Regions from separate parts of the Homo sapiens genome. Here all the other regions are linked to region 3. A link is a loop called in an ENCODE intact Hi-C map of the cell type or tissue named here. Cell type or tissue: Calu3. All regions are shown on one strand. Region 1 overlaps LOC105373285 (a long non-coding RNA gene). Region 2 has its middle 1.0 Mb from the start of SH3BGRL. Region 3 has its middle 760 kb from the start of SH3BGRL. Region 4 has its middle 130 kb from the start of POU3F4.

Region 1 (8,000 bases), 460 kb after region 3:
AGTTTACTGCTAGTTACTCAGAAAATGTATCCCTGACCACCAGATTTAAAGTAAGTCCTGGCATCCCACAGTATTATCTATTCTTCATTTTTTTATTTTCTTTCACAGTAGTATACCACAATTTGTAATTTTTTGCTTACTTTTGCTTATTTGTTTATTTTCTGCCTCTTCCACTGCTTAGTGCACTAAGTTCCAGGATTGTATGGAGCTCATTTGTACTGTTCACTGATGGACATGTAGAACCTAGAACTGAGTTAGTACATCTCAGACACATAACATCCATTTTGTGTAAGACAAGTACTAATGTGTTTTCTCTCATTAGAGATTAGTTTGCATTTTCTATAATTTAGTATGAATCAAATCTTTTAATATTTATTCATATTGTCATGTATGTCAATATTTTTTTTCTTTTTGAGTAGTATTTCATTGTGAGAATACCACAATTTGTTTATGCATTCACCTGTTAATGGACATTTAGATAGTTGCCAGTTTTTTGCTATTACAGATTAAGTTGCTATTAATATTCATATACAAGTATGAAAATATGCTTTCTTCTTTAGTAAATACTGTCCAATGGTATCACTAGATCATATGGTAAATGTATTTTTAACAACATGTGGACATGCCAAACTGTTTTCCAAAGTCACTGTACCAGTTTACATTTTTATAAACGGTGTATCAGTGTTCCTTTTCATCCTTGACAGAATTTGGAATGATCTTTAAAAGAAAAATTTGGACATTCTAATGGACAGGTAATGGTATCTTATTGTGATTTTGGTTTACATTTCCCTAATGACTAATGATTTTAAGCATCTTTTCTTGTGTTTATTGGCTATTTATATATATTTTTATGTATAAATCATGTGTCATTAAACAATAGGGATACATTGTGAAAAATGTATCCTTAGGCTATTTTTTCATTGTGTGAACATCATACAGTGTACTTAAACAAACTTTGATAGTTTAGCCTACTACACACCCAGGCTACATAATATAGCCTATTGCTCCTAGAATACAAACATATATGGCACGTTGCTGTACTAAATACTGTAGGCAATTTTAACACAATGGTAAATATTTATGTATCTATACATAGAAGAAATACAATAAAAATATGGTATAAAAGGTGAAAAAACGATACACCTGCATGAAGCACTTACCATCGTGAATAGAGCTTATAGGACTGGGAGTAGCTATGAGTCAATTGGTAAGTGGTAAGTGAATGTGAAGGCCTAGGACATTACTGTACACTATTGTAGAGTTTATAAACACTGTACACTTAGACCAGACTAAATTTTAAAAGTTTCTGTCTTCAATAATAACTTAACCTTAACTTACTGCAACTTTTTTACTTTATAAACTTTTTATTTTTTTTAACTTTTGACTCTTTTGTAATAACACTTAGCTGAAAACACAAACACATTGTACAGTTGCACAAAAATATCTTTACTTATACCCTTATTCTATAAGATTTGTTTGCTATTTTTAATTTTTATTTTTTTAAACTTTTTAACTTTTATTATTAGAAACAAGGCACAAGCACACATAGTAGTTTAGGCCTACACAGGTTCAAGATATTCAATATAACTGCCTTCCCTCTTCACATCTTGTCCCACAAGAAGATCTTCAGGGGTAATCACATTTGTGGAGCTTTCTTCTTGTATAATAACAATGCCTTCTTCTGGAATATCACTGAAGAATCTGTCTGAGAAGGTTCACAGTTAATTTATTTTATAAGTATTAATAGAAGGAGTACACTTTAAAATACAATAAAAATATAGTATAATAAATGCATAAACCAGTAACAGTCATTTGTTATCATTATCAGGTGTTATATATATACATAACTTTTATATTATTCTTTTATATCAATGGCAGTGCAGTAGATTTGTTTACACTAGCATCACCACAAACACATGAGTAATACATTGTGCTGTGATGTTACAATGGTTAGGATGTCACTAGGTAATAAGAACATTTTCAGCTCTATTATAGTCTTATGGAACCACTGTCATGTATGTGGTCTATTTTTGGCTGAAATTTATTACTTGGCTCATGATTGCATCGTGTATTCAAATATTTTGCCCATTTCCTTTTTGGATGGTTTGTATTCTTATTGAGTAGAAAGATATATTTACATATTGCAGACACAAGTCTTGTGTCTAATATCTGTTATGCAAATATTCTATCTTAGTGTGCTCTGTTTTCAGCATGCACATACACATTTATAATTGTATGGCTTCCTAATACATCATCATATTTATCATTATGAAGTGTCTCTCTTTATCTCTGGTAACCTGCTTTGTCTTGAAATATATTTTGTCTGATACTAAAATATCACTCAAGCTTTCTTATGCTTAATATTTGTAAGACATCATTTCTCTATATTTACCTTTAATCTATTTATATACTTATATTGAAAGTGTGTTTCTTAGAGACAGATATAGTAGAGTACTGCTTTTTTCCACTCTGTCAATGGCAACCTTTTAATTAAGTGTTTGCACGGGTGTCCAACCCTTTGAATGCAAGATTTTTTTTTGCTTACCTATGGTGATAGATACAACTAAACTTATGCAAGATTTTTTTTAAGCTCATCTGCTATTGTTAGCGTTAGTGTATTTTATGTGTGGCCCAAGACAATTCTTCCAATGTGGCCCAGGGAAAAAATGTTGAACACACGTGGTTTAGACCGTTAAAATGTAATCTAAATAGTAATATTTTTACTTTAGGTTAACCATCATGTTGTTGTTATTATTATTATTATTATTATTATTATTATTGGAGTAACAAAAATGTCATTTAGTCAACATTTATTTAACATTGAATATATCATATTCCCGTAGGCTCTGGGAATACAGGAATAAACCAGATAGACAAAACAGTCTGTCCTTTTGACTGCTGGGATTATCAGCCTTGCTTAACTACAAGGCTTAACAGAGGTTTCAACTATAAATCTTTTTTAAAAATTTGTATTTTACTTTAAGTTCAGGGATACATGTGGAAGACGTGCAGGTTTGTTACATAGGGAAACGTGTGCCATGGTGGTTTGCTGCACCTCTCAAGCCATCACTCAGGTATTAAGCCCCACATGCATTAGCTACTTTCCCTGATGCTCTCCCTCCCCCTGCCCCCAACAAAGGCCAGTAGGTGTTGTTCACCTCCCTGTGTCCATGTGTTCTTATTGTTCAGCTCCCACTTATAAGTGAGAACATGCTAACCATTGTATTATTTATTTTCTCTGTGTCTCTTATGTTTATTTATTCCTCTATTTTTCCTTCTCTATTTTCTTTTTAAATATTTAAAATATTTGGATACTTTTATTTTTATTTTTATATGAACCTGTTTACTATAACCCTGTGTGTGGTTTTTCAGTGGTTGATTGATGATTTGCAATAAACATACTTAACAATTCACAGTCTACTTAAAGTTAATATTGTGCCATTTAACCCCAAATGTAGAAATCTTGCAACTAGTTTCTCTTTATTGATGTTATTGCTACAATTGTCAAAAAATTATGTTTTCATACACAGAAAACCACACCAGACTATGTTATATTTACTTTACAAAGTTGTGTATATTTTAAGAACTTAAGAGAAAATAGTCTTTTATAGTTTGGTAGATAAATACCATTTCAGTTGTTCTTCTTTCCTTCCAGAAGATTCAAGCTTCTCTTTGATATTCACAAATAACTTTAGTATTTCTTGTAGAGTAGCTCTATTCGTGATGAAATCTCTTAGTTTTCCTTCATCTGAAAATGCCATTGTTCATTCCTGATGTGCTAGGAAAATAGAATGCACAGTTGACATTTTTTTTCTTTTTAACTTCAAAGATTTTGTTCCATTGTTTTCTGGACTTCATAGTTTCTGATGAGACTTCTACAATGTTTGAACTCTTGTTCCACTGTGTGTAATTTATTATTTTGGGGGGAAGATTTAAAGGTTTTATTCTTTAGCTTTGGTTTTCAGCAGTTTAATTGTGATGTGTATAGACATAGCCTCTTCTGAATTTATTCTATTTGAAGACTGTTGAACTTCTTAAATCTGTGAATGTATGCTTTTCCCTACATTTGAGAGGTTTTTGGTCATTATGTCTTCAGATAAATTTTCCACTTCAATCTCCTTCTCTTCTTCTAGAATTCTAATTACTTTTGGATAGTGTTCCACAAGTCCCATTGCTCATTTTTTCAATTTTTATTATTCTCTCTTTTACAATTTGGATAATTTCTGGTGATCTAGTAATTTTCTTTTTAGTTTCCCTGATTCTTTCCTATGTCAATTTTTAAAATTGCTGATATTGAACTTTTTGTTCTAAATATTCCATTTTGTTCTTGTATTATATTTTATATTTTCTCCGATAACGTCTATCTTTCTATTTATGGCAAGTATGTTTACCTCTACCTCATGGAACACAGAATAGCTGTTATGTTACAGGGTATTAAGTTTTGGTTACACAAGATAAATAAATTACAGAGATTAACTGTACAGTATAGTGCCTATAGTTAGCAATATTGTATTGTTTACTTAAAAATTTGCAAAGAGTTTAGATCTTATGTGAAGTGTTCTTATATTATCAATAATAATACTAATGATAATAATAATAAGTAAAGACAGCAGGAGGAGGTTTTTGGAGGTGATAAGTTTATGACATAGATTGTGGTGATGACTTCACAAGTGTATCCTTATCTCCAAACTTATCAAGTTGTATATACATTAAATATGTATGGCATTTGTGTGTCAATCACATTTCAACAAATGCAAATCAAAATCACAATGAGATAGAATATCACACTAGTAAGATGGCTATTACTAAAAAGTCAAAAAACAACATATGCTGGCGAGGTTGGAGAGAAAAAGGAGCACTTATATCCTGCTGGTGAAAATGTAAACTAGGTCATCCACTGTGGAAGGCAGTTTCGAGATTTCTCAGAGAACTTAAAACAAAACTACCATTCCAAGCAGCTATCCCTCTGGCGGATATATGCCCAAAAGAAAATACATAATTATATCAAAAAGACATATGCACTAATATGTTCATCACAGCCCTATTCACAACAGCAATAGAATCAACCAAGATGCCCATCAACAGTGGACTGGTTAAAGAAAATGTGGCACATATACACCATGGAATACTACACAATCACAAAAAATGAAATCATGTCCTTTGCGTAAACAAAAATGCAACTGAAGGCCATTATCTTAAGTGAACTAATGCAGGAAGAGAAAACCGAATACCACAATACACGTGGACACAAATATGGGAACAATAAACACTGGAGACTACTTGAGAGGGGAGAGTGGGAGAAGAGTGTGGGCTGGAAGGCAACGTATTATATACTACGCTTACTATCTAGGTAACAGGATCATTCATACACTAAGCCTCAGCAACGCAAAATTTACCCATGTAACAAACCTGCACATGTACCCCCAAGAACCCAAAATAAAAGTAGAAGAAAATAAAAGTAGAAATAAATAAAAGTTTCATAAAGAAAATATACTCAAAATCATGATAATAATTTACATATTATAAGAGTTCCATCACAAAATAAAATCAACAGTGTTAGGAGAAACTGAAACTAATTTATAATGAATTCAATGAACTATAAGTTCTATGCTGCATGGAAATTAGGGACTAGAATTAATTCTTGATTCATGCCTATTCCAACCTCAACAATGCTTATCCTCTGAGGTGTATCATCAACAATTTGACATTCCAGTTAGTTAAATTCAATGCAATTTTTAAGAACAATAAACATAGAGAAAAAAATTTTAAGTATATAAAGTTATTTCAGCCAACAAATGTAGGGTAATTGCTACAAGTAAATGAATATCTTGTCACTACCCTATACATTCTCAGATAATTGCTAGAAATAAATGTCTACCTCGTCAATCTGCAAAAAAATAAATAAATAAATAAGTAAAAGTTTTGGTCTGATAGTTCCAACATTTTAAAATTATTTGGAATCTAGGAAATTATTATTTGTTTTATCAGGCAATCAACCTGATTCAGACTACATATTTTACTTGAAGTTTCTCTGAGACTATCCAAGCAGGTTATTAAGCAGGGACTTTGAAATGACAGCATGAAACTCAAGAGAAGAGCTGCGTATAGATATGGAGTCACATACCTAAAGACAATAATTGAAACAAATGAGTGTATTAATAAGACAATATGTGTAAAAATGAAAGGTTAAAAAATGAATAAAATACAAATCTAGGTATCAGATAAGAAAAACAAGAAAAGAGATAAAGATATCAAGCTTAGTTTTTGTCACCGTGCCTAGATTATAGTTGATGATCAATAATATCTGTTGAATCTGTGAATAAAAAGACAACATAAGGATGAAGTGAAATAATTCTAAAGTTAGAATAGAGTTAAACATATTTTGAGTTAAAGAGAAAGAATACAGTATATAGTTAAATAGAATAAATTGAGATTAGAGACATTGATAAAAATATAAGGACTCTGTATTAGAAGCAATGCATCATGGTGGCATTATTACAAATTTCCTGATATGATAGAAAAAGTCATAGGATTCAACATGTACCTTTAGTGGTAAAAAAAAAAAAAACCTTTACTTTGCAATTAATTGAATTACATAAAAGTAAGGGAAAAGAAGGTATCACATCAGATCTTCATAAGTGAGTGGTTAGATAAATAATGGTAACCCATTCTTTAAGATAAAGTAAATAGAAGAGTTTATCTTTAACATCTCCTTTTACTCCACCCTCTACATTCCAAACAAGGCACTATAAAAAGGGGCATAGCACTGACATCATCAAGTGGTATAAACATCAAGATAAGAGATGTTTCTTACATAAAAGGGAAAGAATAATTATTGAAACGTGAAGAGAATCCCATCTCCACATCACAGTCCAATTCCATATGAATGGTGAAATTAAAGATAGCATCCACTAGGGAATATTTTTATTTATCCTGTGAAAGAACAATGTTTTTTAAAGCAAAGGAAGAGAAATTATTCTGTGATAAGAATTTAGAATGTAAAGAGATTTGTTCACAAAGGAACAGTAGAATGGTAGGGATGAAGGCCAGTGGTAGTGTTGAAAAGAGCTGAGGTAAGGGTGTGTGCAGTGTCATAGGGAGTTAATAATACAGAGGAAATAGTTTTAGAGAGGCATTATCTTTTAGCTGGCCATTAAGGGTACCAGAAGTTCAATCATGGGTAGAACTTACTGATCTTAAGAAGTCTATTATTGATGAGAGAACTAACAAAGGATTGCGGGTTTAACCTGTTCTGACTTTGATATGTGTTTCTGTTCTTGCCTGTGCCACCCCTTAGGTTGGTGAGAGCTGCCTTTAGGTTACATGGGAGCAGCAAGGAGGATACTTGTATGGATGGGATCTACCACAATTTGAGCAGCCTCTAGTTTTGGTGAGATCTGCCGCACTATCTGTAAAATGGACAAAAAAGAGAAAAGGACAATTGAACACAGAGGTGCACAAGAAAGAAGCAATATGAGCTCATACCTAGTTTTCTTTTGCTGTTGGTCAGAGATGATTTCTTTATTGTATTTAAATATACATTACATAAACTTTGTCAATTTAACCATATTTAATTGTACAGTTTTTGGCATTAATTACTTTCACAACATTTTGCAACCATAACTACTATCTGTTTCCAAAACATTTATTCCACCCAAAACAGAAACTCATAACCATTAAGTAATAACTCCTCACTACCATCATCTACCCGCAGCCCCTGGTGACCTCTAATCTACTGTCTGTCTCTATGAATTTGCCTATTTTAGATATCTCACCTTCATTTCCTAAAAAAGATATTGGTCATTGGTTAAGAGTGCTGAGTTATCATCTTGAGAGGACTGGCCACTGATGGTATACTGAGACAACATATAAACTAGAGAACAGTAAACAGCTTACAATGGCCAGAATAGTCATAAAAATGAGCTAAGTGACTCAAGTATCATCCAGTAGATATTTCTTGGAACTGAAATATTAGAAAGACAATGTTCTATCTAAAGGTT
Region 2 (8,000 bases), 260 kb before region 3:
AGCCAATGGGCAAAAAAAAATTAAAGGAATGTTAAAAATGCATTAAGAAAACATAAAATGGAAATATACAAAAACAAATAAGATTCATTAAAAGTAGTTTTAAGAGAAAAGATTATGGCAACAAATGTTTACACTGAAAAAGAAGAAAGATCTCAAATAAACAACCTGCTATTGTACTTCAAGGAACCAGAAAGAGAAAGACAAACTAGGCCAAAGTTAATTGAAAAAATAAATAATAAAGATCAGAGAATAAATAAATAAAATGAAGACCAGAAAAACGATAGAAAAATCAATAAAGCAGAATTTATTTTTTGAAATGATGAAAAAAATCTTAGGTAGACAAAGATAAAAAGAAAGAAAATGTAAATTAAAAAATTAAAAAGAAGACATTACAACTGATATTACAAAAAGTAAAAAGGAACATGAGAGTTTTGTATGGACAATTATATAACAAAAATTGGATAACCTGAAAGAAATGACTGTATTCTGAGAAACAGTACAACCCACCAAGACCAAATCTGGAAGAAAGAAAATCTGAACAGACCAATAATGAGTATAAAAACTGAATCAGTAATAAATGTCTCTTCAAAGAAAGTGCAGGACTTTGTGGTTTCACTGGTGAATTCTACCAAACATTTAAAGAAAGATTAATACCAAACCTTCTCAAACTTTTCTAAAAATTAAGAAAGCAGGAATACTTCCAAACTGTTTTTGCAAAGCCAGCATGACCCTGATACACAAACCAGATAGTGACATTATAAGGAAAGAAAGTTACAGTTCAATATCCCTGATTAACATAGATGCCAAAATTCTCAACAAAATTCTAGTAAATGGAGTTCAACAGCACATTGAAAGAATAATTTACCATGATCAAGTAAAATTTATCACAAGGATTCAAGAATGGTCTAACATACACAAATTTATAAGATGTACTATGTGTTAAGGAATAATGACCAAAAAATAATCACCTTAACTGATGCAGAAAAAGCATTTGTTAAATGTTCAAGATTCCTTCCTATAAAAACTCTAAAACATTTAAATTTGGAAGGAATGTGCCTCAATACAATAATGGCCATATATGACAAACATACAGTTAACATAGTCAATGATAAAAAGTTAAAAACATTTCTTTTAAGTTCAGAAAAAAGACAAAGATGTCTACGCTCAACATTTTTATTTGAATATTGGTAGTAATAGCCAAAGCAATTAGGAGGAGAAATAGAAGACATTCAATTGAAAAGAAAAAAATTAAAGTATTGCCTTTTTAATATGACATGATATTTTATACGAAATTATTAAAATTGTTGAAACTAAGAAATTACTTCAGTAAATTTGGAGTTTGTAAAGTAAACATACAAAGATGAGTAGAGTTTTTGTACACTAACCTTGAACTATTAAATAGTAGAAGCAAAAAGCAAATTACATTTACAATAGCCACAAACATTAAAATACTTGGAAATAAATTTATGCAAAGTGGTGAAAGACCTACACACTGAAACTGTAAAACAATGAAGAAATTAATGAAAGCAGGCATAAATAAATGAAAATGTATCCTGTGTGTTTGTGTGTAGGACTAATTAATATTGTTAGCATGCCCATACTACCCAAAGTTATCTACAGATTCAATGCAATTCTTATCAAAATATAAACACTATTTTTATCAGAAGTTGAAAAAACAATTTTAAAATTAATTTAAAACTACGAATGACCCTGAATAGCTAACGCAATCTGGAGCAATAAGAACAAAGCTAAAGATAACACCCTATCTGACTTAAAAATATACTACAAAGCTATAGCAACCAAAGCAGCATAGTACTGGTATAAACAAAGACATCTAGAAGAATGGAATAGAGTAGGAAGCCAACAAATAAATCCAGGCATTTACAGTCCATTGATTTTTAACAAATTTGCTATAAATACACAATGGAGAAAAGATAGTTTCTGTAAGAAATAGTGCTGGGAAGAGTGGATATTCACATGCAGAGAATCAAATTAGGCCCCTATATCACACCATACAAAAAATTAACTAAAAATGGTTGAAAGACTTAGATGTAAGACCTGAAACTGTAAAACTATTAGAAGAAAACATAGGATAAATGTTTCATGACATTGGAGTGGGCAATGATTATTTTAATATCTATCCCCGAAAGCACAGGCAAAAAAGTAAAAATAGACAAATGGGATTACATCAAACTGAAAATCTTCTGGACAGCTAGGGAAACAATAAACATAGCAAAGGAAACCTACAAAATCAGAGAAGATATTTGCAAGTCATTGGTGTGAGAAGGGGTTAATATTCAGACATATAAGGAACTCCTACAACTCAATGGCAAAAATGTAAACCTGATTAAACAATAAGGAAATAATCTGAATAGAAATTTCTCTAAAGAAGACATGCAAATGACCAGCAGGTATGTAAAAACATTGTTCAACATTGCTAAACAAAATTAAGAGCAAATTAAAACCACAATGAGATATTACCTCACACTTGTTAGAAGGGCTATTAAAAAAAGATGAATAAGTGTTGGTGAGAATGTGAAGAAAAGGGAAATCTTGCACACTATTGATTGAAATTTGAATTAGTACAGCTATTAAAAAATAGATTCAAGGGAGGGAAGATGGTCAACCAGAAGTTGCTAGTGTTTCCTGCTCTCATAGAAAGAAATACTAGGCAAGTGAATACTACACCTTCCACTGTAACATCCAGGTGCACGTATGCATTGGAATTTATCAAGGAAACAACTTGACCCATGGAGAACAGAGAAGAGAAAGACAGGATGACTGCCCCCCAACCCCCCCACCCCATGGGAGTAACATGGAGACAGGGGAGGCTTTCCTGCCCAGGGAAACAGTGAGTGAGAAACCCCAAGGGCCTACATTTCTTCCACGAATCCTTGCAACCCTGGTGTCAGGAAAGCCTCTTGTGAACCTGCTCCACCAGGGCCTTCAGTCTGACATGCAGAGCTAAGTGGAGTCTTGGCAGAGCCATCACTCAGGCACACGTTGAGTCCTGGGAGCCTTGGATCCCTGGGCATTGTGGCAATAGCAGCTGCATCTCCAGCAAAGGGGCAGGTTAGCATCCCTTACATGCCCGAGGAAAGGGGCTGAATCCACGGGGCTGAGCAACAGTGACAAGCAGGCTTTACTTTCATGGAAACTTTCAGGAAAAGACCCACCGGCCTGGGACTCCAGCCACCCACAGTCAGTGCTCTTGAGCTGGCAGCAGCTACACAACTCCTTGAAATGAAACTCTCAGGGGAAAGGTTGGGCTAGCATATTTGCTATTTTGCAGCCTTTGCTGCTACTGCCTTAAGGCTCTAGAAAGTCCAAGGTGACTAAGTACTGGAGCAGATCCCCAGCATAGCACTGCCACTCTGCAGAGAAATGGCCAGACTGTTTATTATGCAGGTCCCAGATCCCATTTTTCTTCATTCAGCAGGAGGTCCCAACCAGAAGCTCTACCCACTACCAGTTGGAAATATCAGGCCCCTAGCAGCTCCACACCTCCCTGGGACAGAGCTTCCAGAGAGAGAGGTGGGGTGTCATCTTTGCTTTCTTGCAGCCCTTGCTTTAGCTGCCTTCAGACTCTGGAGAGTCTGTGAGAATAAGGGGCTGGTGCCTACCCCTAGAACAGTGCAGCTGCTTAATGGAAAAGTGGCTGGCCTGTCTTCCATACAGGTCTCAGACATTACTTTTCCTCATTGGGAGGGGCTGCATGAACTGTGACTCCAGGATAACCACTTTGCTCCTACCTGATCACTTTAATCAAATGCGCTCAGCTTTTCTCCGAAGAGAAGATCCCAGAATCAACCCACAACTCCTCCAGCATTGCAGCTGCAGTGGTACCTTTTTAAGCTCCCACAGGCAGGGGAAGGAACAAAGGGCCTTGTCGCTATGCTGGCACCCCAAGTGCACAGCAGCCAACATATACAGAGAACTCCAGTCCCTCTACTCTGGGAACTCCCATCCCCCACTCTTCACCAGGCAGGGACCCCAGCTCAGGACTGCAGAACAGCCACCAAACTCATGGCTGAGAAAGCCCACTTGTTGTGGTTCTGAAATTCCCTGGGGAGAGGCTCCCAGAGGCAACCAACAGCTCCTCTGCCATTGCCACATCAGTGGTTCTGCCCCTGCTGCCTTTGCTCTGAGGAAGAAATAAAGAGCCTGAGGGCTACACCCAAGCTTACAGCATGCCACAATCACCACATTAAGAAGAGACCTGTCTCTCCTACCTGTGAGCCCTTGACCACTTGCTCCACAACAACCAGAACCCTCAGCTCAGGCCAGCAGTGCAGCCACACCACCCCCTGGTTGAACACTCCCAGTAGTAACGGCTTCATGTTTCTTGGAGGTGGAGTTCCCAGTGGCAACTGAAAGCCCATCTGCCACTGCCTCTGCAGTGATACTGCCCCTGCTCCCCTCAAACTGAGGAAAGTGCAAAGACCCTAAGTGCCTTATTAACACGTCCAGCAAGCTGCAATTACCTTAAGTAAAGGAGGCCAGTCTGTCTCCCACAGGTCCCATCTACCACCCCTGCTCATTGCCAGGCAGGGATTCCCTGGCTTGGACCCGCAGTGCAACCCCTTCCTTCTGGGATGACCACACTGATTAATTGCAGCTCTACGTCTCTCTGGAGTGTAGCTCCAGAAGAAAAGTGAAAGACCCTCGGGCACATTTACTGTCAGAGGATCTTTTCCTAGAGGTCTCTTCCTCTATTGCCTCCAAGTTGAGGAGGTAAGATGAACTCTGAGATCAACCCAGAGCTGTGGTGTGCAGCCTGGGTTTGCCAAGTCGTGATCTGCAGCCAGCATTCAAGTGAGAGAGAAGCCCACACTTTCAGAGCATTGAAAGAAAGCACAGCTGTAACTGTGAGGAACTACAGAGAAGTCACATGATTGAGCAAGAGCCTACCTACTGACAATTATGCTTAAGCGCCACCTACTGGATCATATCTGAAATGTTTAACAACAAAAATACTTTGCTTAAGTACTACCCTGTGAAATCAAAGATAACAAGTTAGCTTCAAATCAAAACCCTGTGCAAAGTGTTTGCTCTCTGGAAACATTGGGAAAAGAATTTTGCTGAATGTAGTCAATCTACACTGCAGTTAAAAGAACACTCATACAGAGACATAAGAAAGAACCAGCAAAATAAATCTGACAAGTCAAATGGCCAGAGTCTTCGAGTTTTCTGTCCTTGAAGTGACCATTCTAATTTTCCAGCAAGAGTTCTTAATAAGGATGAGATGTCTGTGATGAAATAAACAGAACTCAGAATATGGATATGAATGAAGATCATTGAGATTCACGAGAACATCAAAACTCAGTCAATGCAAGGAATCTAAGAATTACAAGAAGATGATACTGTAGCTGATATACAAAATAGCCAGCATAAAGAAGATACTAACTGATCTCATAGAGCTAAAAAAAAAAGAACTACAAGAATTTCATAACGCTATCACAAGTATTAACAGAAGAATAGACCAAGCCAAAAAAAGAATCTCAGAATTTGAAGACTGCCTCTCTGAAATAAGAGAGGCAGACAAAGGTTTTTTTTTTTAATGAAACCAAATGAAAAAAAAAAACTCGAGAAATATGGGATTATGTAAATGGACCAAATCTACAAATCACTGGCATACCTGAAAGAGACAGGGAGAAGGTAAGCAATGTTAAAAACTTATTTCAGGATATCTTTCATGAAAACTTTCTCAACCTCGCTAGAGAGGCCAACATTCAAATTAAGAAAATGCAGAGAACCTCTGTGAGATACTACACAACAAGATCTTCCCAAGACAAATAATCATTAGATGTCCGAAGGTCAAAATGAAAGAAAAATTGTAAATGACAGCTAGAGAGAAAAAGCAAGCCACCTGCAAAAGGGAACCCCATCAGGCTAACAGCAGACCTTTCAACAGAAACCCTACAATCCAGAAGAGATTGGGGGGCCTATATTCAACATTCTTAAAGAAAAAAAAGATCTCCAACCAAGAATTTCATATCCAGCCGAACTAAGACTTATAAGTAAAGAAGAAATAAAACTATTTTCAGACAAGCAAATGCCTGTTACTAGCAGACCTTTCTTACAAGAACTTCGGAAAGGAACACTAAATATGGAAAGGAAAGATTTTTACAAGGCACTACAAGAACACAGTTAAGTACACAGGCCGGTGACACCTTAAAGCAATCACACAAACAAGTTCACATAATAACCAGCTAACAACACGATGACAGAATCAAATCCACACATATCAATATTAACCTATAGTGTAAATGGTCTAAATGCCCCAATTAAAAGGCACAGAGTGACAAGCTGGATAAACAAGCAAGACCCAATCATATGCTGTCTTTAATCTCACGTACAGACACACATAGGTTCAAAATAGAAGAATGAAGAAAAATCTGCCAAGCAAGTGGAAAAGAGAAAAGCAGAAGTTGCAATCCTAATTTCAGACAATACAAATGTTCGACCAAAATTAAGCCAACAGGGATCAAGAAAGACAAGGGAGAGCATTATATGATGGTAATATTTTAAATTCAAAAAGAAGACCTAACTATTCTAAATATATATGCATCTATCCCAGGAGCACCTAGATTCATAGAGCAAGTTCGTAGAGACCTACAAGGTGAATTAGACTCCTACACAATAATAGTGGAAGACTTCAGTACCCCACTAAAAGTACTAGATAAATCATTGAGGCATAAAACTTACAAATATATTCAGGACCTAAAATAAACACTGGATCAAATGGACCTGATAGATTTCTAGAGAATTTGCCAGCCCCAGAAAGCAGAATATACATTCTCCTCATTGCCACCTGGCACATATCAACCCCTGTCTGAACACATCTAGTAGTAACGGCTACTCTAAACTCTAAATGGAACTCTAAATTGGAAATCACAATAGGACGTCAAACAATTAGCAAATGCAAAAGAACTAATATCAAACCAACCACTCTCAGACTACAGCAAAATAAAATTAGAAATCAAGGCTAAAAATATTGCTCAAAGCCATACAATTACATGAAAATTAAACAACCTGCTCGTGAATAACTTTGGGTAAGAAATGAAATTAAGGGAGGAATCAAGAAGTTATTTGAAACAAATGAGAACAAAGACGCAAGAACCCAGAATCTCTGGAACATAGCTAAGTCAGTGTTAAGAGGAAAAATTACAGCACTAAACACCCACATAGAAAAGTATGAGAGTTTTCAGGTTTACAACCTAATATAACATCTAAAAGAACTAAAGAACCAAGAGCAAACCAACTCCAAAGCTAGCAGAAGACAAGAAATAACCCAAATCAGAACTAAACTAAAGGAAACTAAAAAACAAACAAACAAACAACAACAACAAAAAAACATTTAAAAGATCAACAAATCCAGGAATTGGTTTTCTGAAAAATTTAATTAAATAGATAGACCACCAGATAGAAAAATAAAGAAGGGAAGAGAGAACATTCAAATAAACACAATTAGAAACATCAAGGGGGATGCTACCACTGATGCTAAGGGAATACAAGTAAACATCCCAGAATATTATGAACACCTCTATTCACACAAACTAGACAATTTAGAAGAAATGGATAAATTCCTGGGTACGTACAACTTCCCAAGACTGAAGCAAAAATAAATTGAATTCTTGAACAGTCCAATAACAAGCTCCAAAATTGAATCAGTAATAAGTAGACTAACAACCAAATAAAAGCCCAGGACCAGATAAATTTATGGCCATATTGTACTAGATGTACAAAGAAAAGTTGATAAAATTTCTACAGAAACCATTTCAAGTAATTGAGAAAAAGAAATTCTTCCCTAATTTATTCTATGAGGCAGCATCATCTTGATACCAAAACCTTGGAAAGATACAACAACAACAACAAAAAGAAAATGTTAGGCAAATATCCTGAATGAATGTCAATGCAAAAATCCTCAACAAAAAACTGGCTAACCAAATCCAGTAGCACTTCAAAAAGTTTATTCACCATGATAAAGTAGGCTTTAT
Region 3 (8,000 bases):
ATCACGTGAATTCTTTTAACTTTAGCTTCCCTTAGCTTTGCTAAACCAGTAAAACACATATAGAGGGACACATATTTTGTGACTATTTGCATTGACACAACATCAATTGTAAACCACAATTATATTTCAGGGAGATAATTAAATTATAACTTTAACAAGTACTTTTAACTAAGATCTTAAAAAAACTGGAGATTTTGGAAGTAAATATGTGACTCTATGTGAAAAAAATATGTACTAAGTAAAGAAAACTATTGATTTTTATTAAAGTGATTCAGTCACTGGTAAGTGACTCGGTGTGCTAAAACATACCTAATGTTATGGTGTATGTAATGTTTCAACATTTCCTTTCATCATACCTTGGGAAGTAACACACATTAGGCTCTGTTGGTATAAGGAATAAGACAAATTTTGTCTTCATATATAGATTACTTGGTACAACTAAGTTGACTAAAGTGATAAGAATTTATAACATCTGAAACACAGGCACTTTAGGATGGATTCATATTATTGACCTTAGGTAACTCTCCCCTTTAATGATAACTGAGTTCTCTAAGTCCCCTTAATAAAAGTACCATTAACTATGTAGAAAATACAAATTGTTATTTTCTAATTAAACATACTGTCAACTTATGGATTTATCATTAATGATTCTTTATACATTTTTCAAGGGTCTGATTAATATGATCAATATTCTAGTGTTAATAGTCGGAGAATATCACTTTCTGACTAGGTGCTACTTCTTAATGATGTCGTTCTGAAAGCAACATTCGTCCTTTGTAAGTTTATGAATCAAGGCCAAGAAAGCAACTCAATGAAAGCAAGTTTCTTAAAATGTAATGAAAGTGACAAAAATCCAAAATTTGATTATTGGGTAAGTAGTTTCTCAGGTTTTCTGATGATTATGCCTCTGTGATACTAAAAAGAATTTTTGCATAATGAACAAGAATCTCTCTACATGAGCCACCTGAGAGGCAGGAAAAATGGTCTGTGTCAAGTAACTACACACAAAAATGAACTAAACAACAGCCGTCTGTACAAAAAAGGACACCATTTTAAGTATAGTTTTAGGGAAAGATAAATAAAATTGTAATTTTACACCATTCTGGGACATTTCACTTTGTTTTTGTTTGTTTGTTTGTTCGTTTGTTTTACCTTGATTTTAAAAGATAAAAAAAAACTAAGACAGAATTTTATAGTTTTGGAGGCTTTAGAAGTGGGTAATAGTATCATTCTCATATTTTTAAACTGACCTTCCAGAGGAAAATTTAGAGGGATTTTCCTCCACAGGCAATCAACACAGAAGTAGTTATTCATCTGGGAATTTACAGCACCACTGTAACTTTCAATTAGCAAAACATACATTAAAAGCTGCTGTAAACCACTCCAGGAGGCCTGCTGATGGCTATGATTAATGGCTGTGCATCTACAGCTACTGCACATAGGTCTTAACAGAGCTATTTGTAAATTGTCAGCACAAACTCATGCAACCTCAGGTTATCAATCAGAAAGGTATGCATTGGAGTTGGTTAATTACAGCCCTTCTTCTGTGGCACTAGGAAGTGTATAATATTTTTCAATGACTGAAAACTGTCAAAGACTAGTTTTGAAATTAATTTGCAAGCAAAACGTTACAATAGAAGCTTACTTGTTTCTTCCTGTGTGTTAGGTCTCCCAAAGAAAAAATAGGTCTTACTTAAGTGTATAAAGCTTCCTCTTTTCCAATTTCCACTGTCCTTCCTTTGTTATACATGTCCTTGTAAATTATTTTGTTGCTATAGCCATAGTTTTCATTGTTGTAGAACCAATTTAGCAAGAATGCTATTTGTAGAACTCACACTCATCTCAGGCTATATTCTTACTAACTGATCTCAAAGGTGTCTATCACACAATATGGATTCAAATATAAATGTATTGTGTGTTTTTCTTTTTCCTATAAGATTGGCTGCCTTTTGTAATCCTTGGCTCATGGACAAACTATCTCAAGCCTCAACAGAAACAATAAACCTTGTATATGGTATAGTAATTTTTATTTGTCAGTGTATTCATATTCATTCTTTCATGTGACCCTATGACATCTCAGTGAGGTAGGTAGGACAGGTAATATAGTTTATAAAGATAGTAATAATATAGTAATTAATAATATAGCAAGTTATATAGTGTTCTAATTAGTATGACATTCATTTACTCTATATATAATTTCATTTACATGGTATTTACTTATACTTTAATAACATTTAAAAGCCCCGTTGAAATCAGGAAGGACAAGTCGAAATTTAAATTCTTTACTCAGAAATGGACCATAATTGAAATCATCGTCAATAACCTAAGTTTCAAAAAATCTAAAATTGCATTGGATAGTACCCAAAAGGTGGTGCTGTACAGGAGCAGTTGTCGGGGAAGCCTGGACAAGTATAAACAAAATTTACCTTGGGCTTTCTCCTGACCAATACCTCAGATCTATCACTAGGCATCAAATCTGTCCCTGCTACATCAGGCTGCCCAGAGTCTACTAAGCCTCCTAGGCCTTATGACTCCATGCAGTGTTCTGTGCTCCAAACGCATTGCCTTCTGCGTTTCCCCCACAAAAAAATAAGTAAATAAATAAATAAAATAAAATAAAACATATCTTTAGTTAACTAAACTGTTAATGTATTTCTCCTGAGTCAAATATTTGCATTTTCACAGGACAATTTTGGAGAAAGAGTTCTTTAAAGGGGTGATTTTAACAATAAGAAAAAATGTAGGATTTTTCCCCATGAATTTCACCAGCTGACCATTTGCCTGCTACACGTACACCCTGAGTTGACCTTAATAATTCTCCATTGTCTGAAATGCAAGAGTCTTTCCACTGGGTTAATAACAGCAGTCAAATAAAGCACATTCTGATTTTTGCACCCACTTAGAAACATGGTGCTAAGCAATAAGTGTAACATCTGAAGCACAGAAGGGTGACTTTTTAAAACAGAATCTCAGCTTTCTCACCTAATAAGTTCCCAGCTGAGCCTAAAAAGTGCTTATCTGAACTCAGACCAGTGACTCCAAATGACCACGTATTAAGAAAAAAAAAAGCACTGTAGTTAAATACTCAGAGCATGTAGAATACTTTAGGCACTTACAATTTATTTTCTTTCTAAAGTACTCTGATGCCTCTTGCCATTTAGTCCAGTTAAGGCAAGTTTTCCCAGACACTTTTCTCAATCCCTCCCAAACAAGGCACAAAGTCAGGGAGCCTCTGAGATCTAACCTGATTTCCACTCTGGCAAATGTGTAGATGGCTGAGCTCTTAAAGTCAAGCAAAAGGTCTTCCTTATAATTGACACACAGAAGTACTGTTAATGGATTCCTAGCTCCTGTCAAGCTCTCCTGTTAAGCTATTCATATGTATTATGAATGCAAGTTTCACAACAACAAAAAAAGTAGCTAGAGTGCTAGAAATGAAGAAAACACCTCTCTAAATTCCCTTAGCTCTCTACCCTGGAGCTGCTGACTCAAGAAACACCAGTGCCCTCTCCTGGTCAGAAGAAAGAAATTCTGTCCTATCTAGCCATAAGGGAGCAGTCAACAAAGAATTACCAAATACTTTATGAATCTGTGTCAACCAACATTTTATTTATAGGAACAATGTTAGGAAACAAGATTTTCATGAATCGTACTGCTTATCTAAAAAGCAGTACTACTGGCTACAGATTCTAGACACAAATAAGAGATAATGATTTTCAAAGAGTGCATACATATATTCAAGCATTGCAAAATTGTTCAAATACCAGATATTCAGAAATGATATGTACACGAAATTGTTTATGTCACTTTCTGTACGCCTATGTATGTAGACAAAAGTTAGCTAAAAAAGGAAATTGAAAACTGTGGAAATCTTGAAAGAAGTTTTCTCATAACAGGGCTCATTCTTTCCAAACACAGTGTCTTTTCTTGTGTACAGATGTTGAAAGCTTTGGTGCAACGAAGAAACTCGCAAGGAAACTGTAAATGTGTAATAAAGGAGCTTAAAACACACACACACACACGCACACACGCACACATGCACACACACATGCACACGCACACACGCACACACACGCGCGCACACGCACACACACGCACACACACACACGCACACACACGCGCGCACACACACACACAGTACCCACAAAGAAAAGAAATACTGTCCTCTTCAAAACAGTTGTTTTGAAAAACTACACTCATATGCTGTGAACCTTTTCAAAACTTCCTTTTTGAAAGTGTAGTCAGAGCCAAAAATCCATTATTATTTTCTGGTAATACCATGTTTTTGATCCACGGATGCATTATTCAGTTTGAGCTCCTATATGATTCAGCATATTGAATTCTAAATCCAATTTAGAATTTCTAAATATTCAAGCATAGTTTCTAGGATAAATATTTATCAACACCAAGGATATTTAAAAAGATTTATCTGTTTGTCTGTTGATAGAAACTTTATTAAAACAATAAAAAGTGGTTTATCATTTGCTCACAAGATAATTGTAAAAGATGAAAAAAAACTTCAAGGGTGACTGAAGCATTGCCAGAAACATGAGAATAAGTTGAGGAGATGGCCGTATTGATTACCTGGAAGAGAATAAAATTTAGATGTCTGAATTTTGTTGCATTATTCAAAAATTATTCATATCTCTTTTCTGTCACCGCTAAGGAAATTTATTGTTGAAACTCACGTTGGGACCTGGGGCTTGAACCACAGAAAGCATGGGTGTTTGGCTATATAGCTAGAGAGAGTCAAGAGAATATTAGACAATTTTTTTCTCATTCTCTATCGGTGTGTTAGGGAGCCTCATTATGTTCTCCTGAGGATTGAACTCTAGGCTCCTCACTTGGCCTTTGCTTAAGTGGATAGAGTGGGGCCACAGGATTTTCTTGTGACATTTGGCTAAAATAGAATGAATATTACCTAAATCTTTTCTATCTTGCTAGGCTGTCATTTTCCTGGTCCTTTTGCTAGAGAGGACAGACTTCTGTTAAGACTTTTTGATTGTTGTTTGCTCCTGTTGATGTTTCCAGGTATCACCTCTTCACATCCCGAAGTTCCTAATAGCTCTGTCTTCTTTTCTCTACCTTTTAGAGCCTTCCTAATCTGTGTATATATATATATATATAACGACAAGGGTTTTCAGCTGCGCTTAGTGTAATGAATAATGAAAATTATGGGTAGTCCATATTGCTGGAAGTGGAAAAACACATTCCTTTTGAGATATCTAAGACATGCATTTGGAGATGCTCAGTAAACAGCTGAATACATGAGTCATGAGTTCAGAGCAAGGTCTGGACAGGAGATATAAATCTAAGAGTCATAATATATATGGCATTTAACACCATGATCCTAGATGAAGTCACTAAGGGAGTTACTGTAAGTAGAAAAGAGACACCCAAAACTTAGTGCTGGGGCACTTCAATGCTTGCAAGATGGAGAGTTGAGGAGAATTCAGAAAGATCCTGAGAAGGAACAATCAGAAAAATGAGAGGAAGTCCAGGGGAGAGTGGTTTCCCAGAAGTCAGGTGAATATAGTATTTCAGGAATTAGAGAGTAATCAACTGTGTCCACTGCTCCTAAAAAATCAAATAACAAGAGGACTGAAAATAGACTATGGACTGTAGAAACATGGATTCTCTTTAGTGGTTATTGTATTGATGCTTTAATTGAATCCATTATTTAATTATTTTCATCAGGTATATTCCTCAAAATTGTATTGTCTTAGAGTAAGAAGGATATATCATATGGTTTGAATCTGTGTCCCCGCCCAAATCTCATGTCAAATTTTAATCCCCAGTGTCAGAGATGGGGCATGATGGGAGGTGATTGAATCATGGGGGCAATTTTTAATGGTTTACCACCATCTTCCCTTGGTATTGTATAGCGAGTGAATTCTCAGGAGATCTGGCTGTTTAAAAGTATATGGCACCTCCCCACTCTTCCTTCAGCTCCAGCCATGTAAGACAAACCTGCTTCCCCTTCACGTTCCAGGATGATTCCAAGTTTCCTAAGGCCTCCTCAGAAGCTGAGCAGATGCCAGCATCATGCTTTCTGTACAGCCTGCAGAACCATGAGCCAATTAAACCTCTCATAAATTACCCAGTCTCGGGTATTTCTTTACAGCAGTATGAGAACAAACTAATAAGCCATCCATCCAACCACTCAACAAATGTATAGCATCACTGATAATTATTGGTAGTCTTTGCTTAAACACTTCCAATGGCAGTTAGCTCACAACTGTGTAAAGTAGTCATTTCCATTTTTGGAGTAACTTATTGTTCCTTGTGCTGGATATGTAATTACTTTTCATTTCTATTCATTATTCACAGTTCTATTTTTGCACTTATGCAACAAAAAGAAATGTTGCCAGGTATTCACAAGTCACTTCTGTTTTGTTGTTGTTGTTTGTTTTTAATCTGTGATTTCTTTAACTTCCACCAGCTGTCACAAGGGTGGAAATGTCAAGAATGCCTACGGCTTCACGAGTAGGTTCAGGAAGACCCTGCTTTCTTCTCGCCTCATCAGTCCATCCCCACAAAGGCCATCACAACACACAGGATTACTAAGCATCATTCCCCACTTGTATTTTCAAATATGGTTTCTTTCCTCTAGGCCATAGTTCTGTCGTTAGCTATCTATCACTCATCCTCCCTATGTCCTATCTAGTAACAAGCAATTGAGAGTTCCTGCTCTGAACCTATGAGAGGGCTTATGTTTACAACTCTGTGATTGCTTTATTTGATATGATGCTCTTAATCCAAGGGCACAATTGGAACAACCAGGCCATTTCCTAGGTACACCTAACAGTAGCTTCTAAATTTCATGTTGTTCCCAACCCCATTCCAGGAGTCAGGACATAATGTCATAAAATGTAGCCACCTAGCTCTAAAATAACATTGCTACAAACTTACCTCAGTAGGTATAAGATGATTTCATCCTAGATACCAAGCCTACCTGTCATCTGTGGGTGAGATAATGTTCATGAAAAAAAAAAGTTATAGAGGGAGAGTCAAGATAATGTGAGTGGAAAAAAGTCACCAGATATATGATTTTTCACATTTTCAGAGAAACTTATCCAGCAGTTATTAAGATATCTCCTAAACCAGTCAGAATTGAGTGAGAAATAACTCACTCTGACTTGGTTGAGCAGCAGACCACATTCCCTTTAATAATCTATTTCTTCTAATCAGCATGATTAGCATGTCTTTAACCATTTCTATTTTTGCTTAACTGATCCCAGGGAAGCTACACAGACAACACAATTCAAGGTGGTTCCATGAAGAGAGAGGTACTGTTTACATGGAATAAACTCTTTGTTCTTATCTACTGTCCACCCCTCATTGTTAGCTACTAAAAATATTTAAACTATATATATATATATAAAATAAAAGGCATATATATGGTGTATATATATATATAAAAGTATATATATACTGTTTATATATAAAAGGTATATATGTATAAATATATATATAATATATATACACATATATACTTTTCTGCCTTTCTGCGCCAAGAAATACTTTTCAAAAAAAGTTTCCTTGACCATGAAAAAACAAAACAAAGGATCAGCAATGTTTTAAGCAAAAAGTTAAAAAGATTACTTCAGTCTTTTATTAGTTCACTTCATGCAGTTAATTGCTTTTCTGCTTGATATTCAAGAACATTTCAGCTGTTGGTGAGTCCCAAAAGTTTTTTCTCTTTTCTGATATTACAATTTCCAAAACTATCAGAAACCTGCATTCAAGAGCATCTGTTAGAGTTTTCTAGCTGATTATGAAACCACCCTCTAAAGAGGACCAAAACAAGAAAACAACTGTCTGTGGATGACAAAAGTTTTAGGGTAGGCATAGTCAAAGACAGAATTGACAAGGAAATTTTTACCTCTGTGGCACATAATAATTTAACATAACAATTATAATTATTACTGATAATATACACTATGTTATATTAGAATTACAGGATCTTCCCATGATTTGGGAACATATATCAATAACAT
Region 4 (8,000 bases), 1.7 Mb before region 3:
GATAAAATAGAAGTCATGCACAGATGTCCTTTTCCAGTGACTGACTGGTACCTAAAAATAGAGGCAACCACATTATCCCAGCACTTCTCCAAAGCTGTCACTAAGGAAGACTTAGTAGTCTATTGGCAACCAGATTTGACCAGTTATTCTCCTGAATTACTCAGCATTGTAACTTTTAGTGGAATGCTGATAGCTTTTTCCAGTGGGCTGACATTAATATCAAAGGTTTCTTCCGGGCCTGGAATGGAAGCTCTGTTGAAAGCTAATCCTAAGGGGGTCTCTGCACAGCTAAGGAAAAAAAAAAAAAAAAACATCGAGGCTTGAGTTTTCAAAATAAATGACACTAACTTGTGCTGACATTTCCTGTACTTTATTTTAAAAACCTAAAGGAAAACTGTTAGTGAAGTCTGCTGTAATGCAGACTGCTAAAAGGAAAATATGTAAACTTTTAAAAGCAAACAGAAATAACTAAAAAAAAATGATCCTAAATTCAAAATAACCTGCAGACACTTAGTATTCAGACTTCTGGCCTGTGAGACAGAAAACCATGAGGCAATAAATTTCTGTTGTTTAAGTCATCCAGTTTGTGGCACTTCATTATGATTACTCTAGAAAACTAATACAATAAATTTAACGTTTCATAATTACAGTCATGTTCTGCATAACGATGTTTCAGTCAGTGATGGACCACATATTACAACAGTGGTCTCAGAAGGTTATAATGGAGCTGAAAAATTTTTGTCACCTAGTGACATGGTAGCTATTGTAATGTCACAGTGTAGCACATTACTCATGTGTTTGTAGTGATGCTGGCATAAAAAAATCCTACTGCACTGACAGTCATTATAAAAGTACAATATAGAACATACAATTATGTACAGTTGTAATACTTGATAATGATAAACAACTGTTACTAGTTTTGTATTTATTATACTACACATTGTATTGTTATTTTAGAGTATACTTTTTCTATTTATTATGAAACGTTAACTGTAAAGCAGCCTCAGGCATGGTGTGCAGGAGATATTCCAGAAAAAGGCATTGTTATCATAGTAGATGACAGCTCCACGTGTGTTATTACCCCTAAAGACCTTCTAGTGGAATGAGATGTGGAGGTGGGGGACAGTGATATTGGTTATTTATGATCTTGATATTGTGCAGGCCTAGGTTCATGTGTGTGTCTGTGTATTAACATTTAACAAAAAATTTAAAAAGTTACAAAACTAAAAATAGAAAAAAGCTTATGGAATAAAGATATAAACAAATAAAATATTTCTGTGCAGTTGTACAATGTGTTTGTGTTTTAAGGTAAATGCTATTGCGAAAGAGTCAGAAAGTTTAAGAAATTTATAAAGTTAAAAAGTTGCAGTAAGCAAGTGATAATTTATTAATAAAGAAAGAAAGTTGTTAACGTAAATGTAGTGTAGCCCAAGTGTATAGTGTTTATAAAGTCTACACTAGCGAACAGTATTGCCCTACACCTTCACATTCATTCACCGCTCACTCACTGGCTCACCCAGAGCAACTTCCAGTCCTGCAAGCTCCATTCATGGTAAGTGCCCTAGACAGGTGCGCCATTTTAAATCTTCTATACCATATATTTACTGTACTTTTTGTTTGTTTATATTTAGATACACAAATACATACCACTGTGTTAAAATTGCCTCCAATATTCAGTACAGTAACATGCTATTTAGGTTATACAGGTGTGTAGCCTAGGAGCAATAAGCTATACCATATTAGCCTAGGTATGTATTAAGCTATACCATCTAGCTTTGTGGAAGTAACACTCTATGATGTTTGCAGGGCAATGAAATAGCCTAACACATTTCTCAAAACATATACCTATTGTCAAATGATGCATGACTACGTGTGGAAGCCTGTTTCTATCTATTTAGAAGTACACACACACAACATGTGTGCATGTAAGTGTGGGCATGTGCACTCACAAACACACCCTGAGGGACGTTAAGGCAGAATTAATTGTATATTTCCAAAATTAACACTCATTTTATTTTTAAGCAAAAATATTTAGGGCTCTAATTCTATAAAATGATAAAATAAACAGCTGTGTTACAGCAGTCCTAGAAACAGTTTGTATTATTAATTCTAAATCAGCCTAGAGAGTCATTGAGGTTGAATAAGAATGACAAATGTCAGTGCATCATGAAGAACAAATGAAAAGGGACAAATGCTATAGCAGACCTCAGGTGTGGGCTGCTTTGGGAGTGGCATTCTCATGTAGACATTCTTATTTGGATCATACGTAATCCACACATGAAGGCATAAAATATTTTGACAGCAAAATTCCAGTGTGCCAGCAAGTGTGCAATTTGAACCCCAGCAGCTTCTTAGGAACACGTATTAAGTTGGTGCAAAAGTGACCGCAGTTCCTGTCATTACTTTTAATAACAACTATCTCATAAAGGTGTTTTGAAGGTTAAATATTAAAGTGCCTGTAATAGTACCTGATACACAATGTACGTGGTTTTAATGGCAAAAACCACAATTACTTTTGCATCCACCTAAAGAGGGGGGATTCATTTGACAGTGAAACATTGAAGTAACTGTAGATTAAGTGACTTCTCTCAATTATTCAGTGGGAGATTCTTCCAGATAGCATTCAAATTAGAAATTATTTTATTTCTGTTCAAAGTCAGACACATTTATATAACAGCAGTGCAAACAGATATATTTGTAGAATTACATTTACTTATATATGCTTATATACAATATTATATGCATTTCATCATTATAATGTCATTCTGTTACATGTTAAAAGTTTTGAGTGGCGTGTGTATGCGTATGTGTGTGTGTATGTATCTTTTTTTGTACACTGTGAAAACTCACATACTCCAGGAGAGGGGATCACAGTTTAAGATCTTAATTAGCAACCACCCAAATTAGTAGTGCATCTTTCAGCTGAAGGGATGAGGGAGGGAACATTTAGGAGTAGGTTGAAGATAGACAACAAAGATAGGAAAAAATTTGGTTACATCTTTATCTAAGAACATTCCTGAAAGCGATAATATAGGTGAGAGAATACTAAGCAACTTGGTGAGCCCCAGGTAATCTTTCAACACACACTGACATTTTTTACTTCTCTTCAGTTACACCCTGCAGAAAGCACAATACGAACACTGGGTTGCCAGGAGTTGGTTTGCCTTGATCTTTGGGGTTGGGAGAACTGCAAAGAGTTGAAGTGGTTTAGACATTTTTAGAATTTTCTGGAATGCATTCTTCAGATCCTCATTGTAATAATGCCCCTGAGAAGATTTCCAGCATATAAACTCTACTCTAGACCAGAAGCTTTATTTAATAATTATAGATGTGTTTGTCTGAATATGGAATCATTTGTATCTTGCCTGGTTGCAATAAGCTGTTAATCATCTCCTCTCCCAGTAACATTAATAATGGTCGTACATTGTGTATTAGGTACTATTGTAGGTACTTTATATTTAACCTTCAAAACGCCTTTATGAGATACATGTTATTATTTTCATTTTACAAAAACATTGAGAATTTATGGAACAAGACAAGGATACCCACTCTAGCCACTCCTACTCAATACAGTTAACCAGGGAGATGAAAGATCTCCGTGAAAATAATTACAAAATACTGTTGAAAGAAATTAAAGATGACACAAAGAAGTGGAAAAATAGTCCATTGTGGGCAGCAAGCCACCCAGGTGCCAAGGCAAGAGACCGAGGACACAAGCTGTTCCAATATAATAAAGAAAATATATAAAATAAGAATAGTTATACTAGAAATAGATTATAGATAGATATGATGATATATGAACATTATTAATCATCAGTTTATAGCATTACCCTTTATTCCAATATTATAATAATCTTTTCTCTACAATTATAACCTAGGAAAAACCAGGCCATAAAGAGATAGGAGCTGAAGGGGCAAGGTGAGAAGTGACCAGAAGACGTGTGAGCCCTCTGTCATGCCCGAACAGGGCCGCTAGAGGGCTCCTTGGTATAGCGGTAACGCCAGTGCCTGGGAAGGCAACCGTTACTTAGCTGATCTTGGTCTAGCAGTAGCGTCAGTGCCTAGGGAAGGCACTCATTACTTAGCAGACCTCCCCAGGAGAGTTAGAGAAGACTCTGCTCCACCACCTCTTGTGGAAGGCTTGACGTCAGTCATGCCCACCCACAGCCATCTGGAGGCCTAACCGTCTCTCTGTGATGCTGTGCTTCAGCGGTCACACTCCTGTTTCACTTTCATGTTCCATTCTGTACACCTGGCTCCGCCCTCTAGATAGCAGTAGCAGAATTAGTGAAAGTATTTAAGTCTTCAATCTTTCTGAGAAGAGCATAGAAGAAATAATGACGTAGGCTGTCCTCTCTCTCTCAGCCTCAGCTACCTAAAAGGGAAAGGCCCCCTGTCTGGTGGACACATGACTCACGTGACCTTACCAATCATTGGAGATGACTCACACTCCTTACCCTGCCCCTTTGGCCTTGTATACAATAAATAGCAGTGCAGTCAGGCATTCGGGGCCACTACTGGTCTCCGTGTCTTGGTGGTAGTGGTCCCCCAGGCCCAGCTGTCTTTTCTTCTATCTCTTTGTCTTGTGTCTTTATTTCTACAATCTCTCATTTCCGCACAAGAGTAGAAAAACCCACAGACCCTGTAGGGCTGGTCCCTACAATCCATCCTCATGGATAGTAAGAATTAATATTGTTAAAATTGCCATACTGCCCAAAGAAATTTACAGATTCAATGCTATTCCTATCAAACTCCCAATGACTTTCTTCACAGAATTAGAGAAAATTATGCTAAAATTCATACAGGACCCAAAAAGAGCTTGAAGAGCCAAAGCATTCCTAAGAAAAAAAAACAAACCTAAAACATTACATTACCTGACTTCAAACCATGTTACAAGGCTACAGTAACTAAAATAGCATGATACTCATACATAAACAAACACATAAACCAATGGAACAAAAAAGGCCAGAAATAAAGCCACACAACTGCAACAATCTGATATTCAACAAAGTCAACAATAACAAGCAATGGATAAAGGATTCCCTATTCAATAAACGATGCTGGGATAACTGGCTAGCCATATGCAGAAGATTGAAACAGGACTACTTTCTTACACCATTTAAAAAATTAACTAAAGATATATGAAAGACTTTAATGTAAAATCTAAAATTACAAAAACCCTTGAAGAAAACCTGTGGTATACTATTCTGGACATAGGACCTGGCAAAGATTTCATGATGAAGATGCTAAAAACAATTGCAAAAAAAAAATTGACAAATAGGACATAATTAAACTAAACAGCTTCTGCACAGCAAAAAAAAAAAGTCATCAACAAAGTAAACAGACAACATACAGAATGGGAGAAAATACTTGCATAATATTCCTCTGACAAAAGTCTAATATGCAGAATCTATAAGGAACTTAAACAGATTAGCAAGCAAAAACCATGCAACCCCATTAAAAAGAGGACAAAGGAAATTAACAAACACTTCCCAAAAGAAGACACACACACACAGCCAACAAGCATGTGAAAAAAATGCCCAACATCACTAATTACTGGAGAAATGCAAATCAAAACCACAATGAGACACCATCTCACACCAGTAAGAATGGCTATTATTAAAGAGTCAAAAATAACAGATGCTGGCATGGTTTTGGAGAAAACGGAACGTTTGTACACTGCTGATGGGAATGTAAATTAGTCCAGTCATTGGGAAAAGCAATTTGGCAATTTCTCAAAGAACTTAAAAAAGAACTACCATTCAACCTGGCAATCCCATTATTGAATATATACCTAAAGGAATATAAATCGTTCTACCATAACAACACATGAACACGTATGTTCAACAAGATGATCTACCTGGCATTATGTTTACATATAATACTTGGTGTCACATACTGTTCCCAAATCAACGGCCTGGTAGAAAACAAAGTGTAACAAAATGGGATTGAAGCTGGCTGAATTTAGAGATGAGGTAGCCTTAGAAGTAAGTGTTAGAAAGTTTTCTTACAACCTGGGTTTTTGTGGGCCCACCTTCTTTTGTGGAGACAGTGAGGGAAATAGGTTTATTTCTTTCATTAAAACTGCACAGTCTATGAACATGTGAGAGCAATAACATTGGCTAACATCTATAGAGTACTCACTATGTATCAGCAGAGTCATCACATTGTCCAAATCTAAAAAGCATCATTCATGCTACATTCTATGTAAATGGCATCCCCTGAAATTGGGTTATTAATAGTACCGGGTGTCAGGCACTGTTCTAAACACTTTGCATATATTACCCCAATGTAATACTTATAACAACCCTAGGAGGTATGTACCATTATTATATCCACTGGACAGATGGAGGAACTGAGGTATAGAGAATATAAGTAACTAGGTCAAGGCTACATAGTAAGTGACAAAAAGTAGATTTAAATACAGCCTACTTAAATGTAGAGGCCATGATCATAACCACTACACAAACTGTCTCTACAAAGCTAGAAAAGAGTTTATGGATTTAGAAATGAAGAGATAGCAGTGGCTGGATGAAGAGCATCTGAATGAAGTTAGGAGGTAAAATGTATGCCAAAATTTTTTTTCACATTTGCTAAACCTGAGCCGCAAATTTGATTCTGAACTTTCGAGCTGTCAGTGCAGATGGAAACCCTATCAACTGTATGAGTTATAATATCTTAACAACAAATATTGTTACTAACATCAGATAACTAGTCTCTCATGAGATGTTTTCAAGAGGACATTGTGAGCAGTATCAACAAGACCTTGACAATAAATCCAGCAATTTGTTTCTTAAAGGCTGTTTCTAATAATTCCCCTTATTTTAATTCAATGCCTTAATGACAAAATGTCTGTAAAAGATATTATTGATCTATACTATGTCAAAATAAAGTTGCCCAGCAGTCCAGATTAACAATTCTCTGGTGACCTGGATTAAGCCAGAAATCGATTGTAAAGCATCCAAGGGGAAGTCCCCTTCAGGGACTTCACTATAAATATAAGCTTTTCAAATTAGATTTGGAAAGTGTTGAGCAGCAATAAATGCCAGGTTATTCTGTGTTAGAATCTGGCCTTTCTTTCCCTTCCTTCCTTCCTTCCTTCATTCCTACCTTCCTTCCTTCCTTCCTCTTTCTCTCTTTCTTTCTTTCTTTCTTTTCTTCTTTCTTTCTTTCATTTCTTTTTTCTTTCTCTCTCTTTTCCTGAAGGTCTCACTCTGTCACTCAGGCTGGAGTGCAGTGTAGCCATAGCTCACTAAAACTTCAAACATCTAGGCTCAAGTCATACTCCCACCTCAACATCCTGAGTAACTAAAACTACAGTTGCATGCCACCATCCCTGGCTATTTTTTATTTTATTTTATTTTGTTTTATTTCATTTTTGTAGAGACACAGTCTCACTATGGTTCCCTGGTTGGTCTTAAACTACTTGCCTCAGATTATGCCAAGATGGCTGACTAGACTCAGCAAGGTGGAACAACTGCCAGGGAGGGATCCAGACTACTAGCATACTTCTAACAAATCTTCAGAGGGAAGGCACCAAGATGGAGGGAAGTCGTAGAAGCTGGGCTGAACGGGCAGGAATATGGGAACTCTACACGGGGCTATTGTGCACCTGGACTCATTTCCTGCCCCCCCCATTGGATTCAGGGGAATAGGTGAGTTGAATTAGCAAGGAACAACGCATTCTCACCATTGGCCTCTGGAACTCCAGCAGGAGGAGATACTTCGACCACTATGGACACTCGAGTGGCAGAGATTGCTGCTTAGAGAAATGGTAGGGGCAGCATAGAGGCTGATGTGGAGCACAGAGAGATTAGTGTGAGAGCATCTCTAGCAGAGCACATCCAGAGACGGCCATGACCCTAGGCTTGACTTGTCCCCATAGGAGACTTTAGCCCTAGGGGAACTGTCAATCCTGAACTCTGCAGGGTGGTCTTACCCATCAGATGTGGCCAATCTGACCTGAGCACTACTTGGTCTGCTGGCCTCTACAGGGGTCG

What was found. A loop is a pair of places that touch in the nucleus more often than their neighbours do. Peaks named below come from ENCODE experiments on the same cell type or tissue, not always from the same donor. Only the 100,000 strongest peaks of a DNase experiment are listed, where the experiment ranks them.
Region 1: a loop joins it to region 3, with 2.2 times the contacts of the local background. A loop is called at or near these places in 3 of 110 quality-filtered maps.
Region 2: it touches region 3 in a loop (2.9-fold over the local background); 4 of 110 quality-filtered maps call a loop at or near these places.
Region 4: a loop joins it to region 3, with 5 times the contacts of the local background. A loop is called at or near these places in 5 of 110 quality-filtered maps.

What each region holds. Positions count from the first base shown.
Region 1 is chrX:81,491,625-81,499,624 of GRCh38, reverse strand. LOC105373285 (a long non-coding RNA gene) reads right to left here. Exons shown (of 4, transcript XR_007068281.1): 4 at 1,329-1,705. Among named protein-coding and RNA genes, the nearest start is that of SH3BGRL, 290 kb to the right of the region's middle. In Calu3, no CTCF peak of the experiment used is centred here; no DNase peak of the experiment used is centred here.
Region 2 is chrX:82,215,453-82,223,452 of GRCh38, reverse strand. No RefSeq gene overlaps it. Among named protein-coding and RNA genes, the nearest start is that of SH3BGRL, 1.0 Mb to the right of the region's middle. In Calu3, a CTCF peak has its summit at 4,871; no DNase peak of the experiment used is centred here.
Region 3 is chrX:81,953,600-81,961,599 of GRCh38, reverse strand. No RefSeq gene overlaps it. Among named protein-coding and RNA genes, the nearest start is that of SH3BGRL, 760 kb to the right of the region's middle. In Calu3, no CTCF peak of the experiment used is centred here; a DNase peak (open chromatin) is centred at 3,489.
Region 4 is chrX:83,631,420-83,639,419 of GRCh38, reverse strand. No RefSeq gene overlaps it. Among named protein-coding and RNA genes, the nearest start is that of POU3F4, 130 kb to the right of the region's middle. RefSeq lists an enhancer at 4,059-4,408. In Calu3, a CTCF peak has its summit at 3,973 (motif pointing right); a DNase peak (open chromatin) is centred at 3,999.